Regions from separate parts of the Homo sapiens genome. Here region 1 is linked to region 2. Evidence: chromatin contacts called from ENCODE Hi-C or POLR2A ChIA-PET data. All regions are on one chromosome and are shown on one strand. Each heading gives the region's core, a stretch centred on a gene start or an enhancer-like site at or near the end of the contact. The rest is flanking DNA. Distances are from core to core; before and after follow the strand shown.

Region 1 (2,700 bases), core at 104-2,603, 370 kb before region 2:
ATATTTTTTTCTGTTCTAATATAAATATTCATTGGCCAATAATTCAGGAAAAATAAACAATAAACCAGGATAAATGCACAAAATAAAAAAGTGAGCCCACTAAATATATTATTGGAAATATCTATACAAACACTAGAAACGAGGATGATTTGACGTCTAGGTATTTATGAGCTCTTAAAACATTGTTTTCCAGGGGAGGCCTACGCCTGCCTACCTCCTGTTTTACACAGGGAATAGTGGTGTTCTATCTGTGAAACTCTTAGTGTTGGTTCTCTCAGCTCACCCTGTTGGATGGTATCGCAACATTAAAATATCTGTGTCTTCCATGAAAAGACCTCAAATGTATTCCTTTCTCCCCTTCACACAGCCATGAATGCAGCTCAGGAAGCAAGGGGACTTGCAGCCTCATCCCACTGTAATTATTCCACTGGCTTCCAGAGCGTCCTGAGGTTTGCAGGCTCTTTACAGATAGGTTGCTTCCATTTCTCATGCAGTGTGATCCAGCAGCACACCCAACAAGGCTGTGAAGGCAGCTCAGGGCTCGCAGCATCTCCAGTGCTCCACCACAGTCCCGCCTGCGTCGGTAAAACTGCTTAAGGCAGCGCTAATTAATGTCTCCTGCTTATCCTGCACTCCCCTCGCAGGGTATCGGGTCTCAGAATCGACTTCCTGGACTTGTATTCATTCACAATCCAAATTAGCTTAATGCACGACAGAAATCTCATCTCGACCTAGAGGTAGCAGTGAGTCTCTAGGGAGAAATCAAATACTGAGTCAATTTAAAAAAATAAAATAAAATTAGACCTACCGCATCAAATTTATTTCCAGCACCCTTGAGATGGGAAGGAGAGGAGGGGAGGCAGTGACTCTTGGTTCCTGAGAGAAGCTGTGTGTGCACACTTGGAAAAGCAGCTGCCGAACGCATTCCTGGATTTTAACTAAATTACGTTAGTGTCAAAATGCAACGTATGCATTTATTGACAGCATAGGGACAAAGAAAACAAATCGTAAAGCAACAATTTTAGATAATTACCTCAAATTTATCGCCAGTTCTGTCTCCTAGTTTCCCCCTCCGTCTCATGCCTATATTGTTTAAATGTATCAGTTGGTTAGTTCAAATAAAGCACCAAGGCATATTCAACATACCACCTGTGCTCAGGATATATTTCCCTGAGTTCCTGCCAGTCTTTGGCACGTCTGCTGCTGGAAATGAATCAGAATACAGGGAGAGGGCTAATTGACAGGTCTATGGATGCCGAAGGTAAGCTGCGACCTAAAATGAGAACTGTTCCCTTAATGAGAGACAGCAGAAGCAAGTGTGTGGCCGGGCACGCCCGTGCCTCGCCGCGGCCAGCAGATGGCAGCAGAGCCTTGGAAGCCGGCGGGCACCAGGCTCTGTTGAAAATGCACTCCTTCATTTCCATTCATCTTCACTTGTCAGAGTCTTATAAGTGCTTTCTGTAGAACTGACCCTGAAATTGCATCATTTAATCTATAATCATATATTGCCAACATTTCTCCCTTTTACCGCTTATCAATGACATTAATTCAGAGGAAACAGGGACCACTGATAGCTTTAGGCAACTCTGCAAAAAGGAGATATTCCTAACAGGCAGATACACTGCCAGGGACAGCCAGCTTGCCCGAAATAAGGAAATGCATTTTAACAGAAACGGGGGAGCATATGAAAAAAATCATTCACACTTTGTATTTCTTTCTTTCTTTGCTTTTCTTTAGCACACTTTACTTTGCACTCAAACCCGATTTTTGATTTAAGGTTCATTTGCTTAAACAACCAGTTGAATATTTCCCCATATTTAATAAGATTATTTTTTATGTAACATTTTAAAATATTCTTTCTCCAGGATATATAATCAGAAATTGATGTCTAGGATAGAATTTCACATGGTAAAAACTAGGCCCTGTAATACCCCAATTACTTTCAGCAATATCTTAGTGGTCTGATGATTGAAAAGTAGAGGCGTTTCTGGGAAATGAAAAGATTCTGTAGGAGTGATGACTGTCAGCATACATAGATTTAATTCTTTAGAGCTACACTGATGAAATGAAGAAAATACATTATTTTTCTTCTCAAACCTCTCAAAATTTCTCGGAGAGTAAAAGAATGCTTTGCTTATTAGAAAGATTGTCATGATCTGCCAAGACTCTAGATGGTACTATGGATTCACCCTGTCATTTCTATACTAACATTTGTTAAGATTCTTCTTTTTATCCACTTTTTAGGGTGTATGGGATACTTGCATGAGAAAATACACAGAAAAGAGCAGATATAAAGAATAAAAGGCAATGTAAGTTAAATCATGAGAAATTGACAGTGTCTGAAGATGATGAGATAGACGTGTGTCTAATTTTAGACCCCATAGTTAGATTGACTTTTAACTGAGTATAACAGTCAAAAATGTTCTAGAAGTACTTAATGGCATCAAGCTGCCACATTAACGTATTACGCTGAACTGAAAGGAGGTTTTCCTCAAACTCATCAGCAAATAGAAGGAGGCACCATTTGTCAGGAAGCAGGCGCCAGACTCTTCTCTCTGTATCTTGTGTGTGAACGTGTGGTGTAGGCATGTGAGAGTGTGTGTGTGGTGTTGTGAGCTTGTGTTATATGTGTGTGTATGCATGTGTGAGTGTATGATGTTCTGTGTAAATGTGTGGTGCAGGTATATGTGAGTGTGTGTG
Region 2 (2,700 bases), core at 98-2,597:
TGATCTTGGACTTCCAACTTCTAATACTCTAAAAAAAGTATTTCTGCTGTTTAAACAGCCCAGTCTGTAGTATTTTGTTATGGCAGTCCCAGAAGACTAATATAGTGTCTTTACAATGTTATTCTGAGAATTCTTGAGTTAATATCTATAAGGCCTGAAACCCAGTAAGTGCTATAAAAGATTACCTAATCTTAGTAGTAGGAACAGTATTATTGAGTTAGTTGTTGATACTGTAGTTTAGGAATGTAGCTTTGGATTAGATCACTGAAGACCTTAAATAACATACTAGAATTTATAATACATTCAGGGGCAAGTGCAGAATTTATTGAAAACCTGTAAGCTGAGGGGTGACATCATCAGAGCTATACTTCAGAAAAAAATAGTTATTCAGGAAGTTATAATGTGAAAAGACTGGCACCTAGGGAAACCAGTTTGAGAATCTAAGTGATAAATGACAAGGAAGTAGACCTGGGATGAAAAGGAAGAGCGTGTTTCACTTAGCACCCACAAAACATGGCATCCGAATCCCAGCCACAGAGGAAATGGACACATTATAACCACCGCGGTGTTTTCAAGACTGGTTGATAGGATTTGGGATGGGAATAAAAGCCTCTAAGAAGAAATAAGGATCCCCTGGGGAAGAAGAGGCTGGAGTAATGGGGAAGAAAATGTTCTCAATTACAGATATAGTAAACTGCAACTTGTGCTTGGATTGATTGATTGATTGGTTAGTAAACTGAAAATAGTACCCTGCCTTCTTAGGCCAAAGAGTTACTTTGAGAATCAAATGGGATTATCCATGAAATTTCTTTTTGCAAAGGATGATACAAACACTATTAAGATGTCAAAGATTAGAATTGCTTAAAGCAGAATCCTTATTGTTTGGAAAGGCACAGAAATACTAAAGGGAGGAACCCTTTCATGATGCTTTATGTTTCTCTTAACAGCAATGAGATAAAGAGGACAAATATGATGCATTCTGTGTACTGATGCCCAAAATAGAAGCTGCATCTCTAGCTTTATGACCTGACAACGTCAAGAGCTTTGAGGAGGAGAAAGCTGCATTTCCATACTTTAAACACAGAGCGTGCTGCCTGTGAAGCACTAAGGGGATGGAACTGTAGGAGTCATCATGAAATGAGTGAGCATCCCAACTCTGCGGTGGGAAACAAAGCAATGGCCTGTGTGGAGGAGCCTGGCAACCCGGAGCCAACCTCTGTGTCCCTCCTCGCTTTGCAAATCAGTTTTCCTGTTGGATGCAGGGAGAAAGACGGCTCCTTGGCAGGGAGGGGAGCAATAACTTGGACCTGGGAACCAGGCTGCTTCTGCCAAGTAAGGAGTCCTCCACCCTCCTTCCTACTAAGCAGCAGCTGCTCCGTTCAGTCCCAGAAAGCCACTTCTGCAGTGAGCATTTGAGGATAGGCACAAAATGAAAATGGCAGATTTCGTTCGAATTCTGTTAGAAGAGACGTTTTTAAAGTGCCCCTAGTGCCTAGCTGTCTTCCATCTCATAGGGATAGGGCTCTGACTCATTTCTATTTCTGCAGCTCTTTGGTCAGGAGCTCTTCCCTGGTGTGACTAGAATAGCTAAAGGTTGCACACACTTGGGGGCCTGGAGCAAGTAGAGCAGGCTGGGAGAGGAAGCCACAGCCTGGCCACTCCTTCCTAGCCACTGCTCAGGATTCCAGCACTAACCCTGCATGGTCTGTCACCCTTGTCAGGGAGCATGGCTCTGAGGGACCAGTGGAACTCTGGGTGCTATTTCAGCCTAACACACCATTTTTACCACCAGATTACTTATAGGCACTTTCCACAAAATGCAAAATATACTAATTATAATTGTTTCCTTCTCCCTCTAGGGGAAGTGCTATCTGATTGATGCTCAAGCTCCATGCTCCCAGAAAAAATCATGGGCCCTCAATGATTTACAGACTCGATAATTAATTAGACCCTTAATGGTAGAGAATCAACTGCCATTTGCTGTTAAGTTTCTTTAATGTAACCTGAGGCATTTGAATTAGAGTGCACCTATTATCTAAAGCATTTGCGTTTTCCAGATTGGTTTGGAAGGATTTCAGCCTCTCTGGCATGCTATTGGCGTTGTTTCTTGCTTTGGCACAGAAGAGAGAAAAAATATGAAGAAACTGCTTCCTAACTACTCATTTTTATCAACCTGTTTTAATGTATTCTCTAGTACTGTGGAATTGATTTGACTGATCCATTTTGCCCTTGTTTGCATTGGAAGGGTTAAATGCTTCCAAAGAATGGTAAGGATTTAGTTATACAGCAAGCATTTAAACAATTCTACTGGACAATCAATGACAATAATTGCTGATTACTTCCCTTGGCATAAATTTCACAAGTCTCTGCTTTTTCTCCTACTCTCTGCTTTCATGACTACCCTCAACTTCCTTGGATAAGAATGAGCCAGCATGGTTTATACACATATTTATTTTACAGCCATCCTTCAGCAACTTTTATTCTTATGAAATTTTTTCTCGCTGCAATCACCCAATTTCCACCAACGCACTGGCTCATCTTCATCCACACTTTGTCTTTCTATCCACTATGCCTTCTCTCACATTTAAAGTTGCTGAAAACTTCACTCTCATCTTTGACTGCATGTGCTTGACAAGCTATTTAAACTCTGGATTCTTAGTTTTCTCATCCCTAAAATGGGAAATTATGATTGTACCTCTT

Evidence for each region. Hi-C counts contacts between places; a loop is a spot of excess contacts on that map. ChIA-PET counts read pairs that join two places held with the same protein, here RNA polymerase II (POLR2A). Pooled maps may share reads with other maps.
Region 1: a loop to region 2 is called in a pooled map, with 2.9 times the contacts of the local background. The contact joins two enhancer-like sites. A Hi-C loop is called at or near these places in 1 of 168 maps with a recorded cell type or tissue (posterior cingulate gyrus) and 2 of 50 pooled maps. POLR2A ChIA-PET finds 5 or more read pairs at or near these places in 1 of 52 experiments (CD4-positive, alpha-beta T cell).

The regions. Positions count from the first base shown.
Region 1 is chr6:164,926,389-164,929,088 of GRCh38, reverse strand. No RefSeq gene overlaps it. Among named protein-coding and RNA genes, the nearest start is that of MEAT6, 110 kb to the right of the region's middle. Within about 2 kb of position 1,353, at least 2 of the 41 ENCODE cell types and tissues checked have a DNase peak (open chromatin) inside an H3K27ac peak, as active enhancers do.
Region 2 is chr6:164,553,803-164,556,502 of GRCh38, reverse strand. No RefSeq gene overlaps it. Among named protein-coding and RNA genes, the nearest start is that of MEAT6, 270 kb to the left of the region's middle. Within about 2 kb of position 1,347, at least 2 of the 41 ENCODE cell types and tissues checked have a DNase peak (open chromatin) inside an H3K27ac peak, as active enhancers do.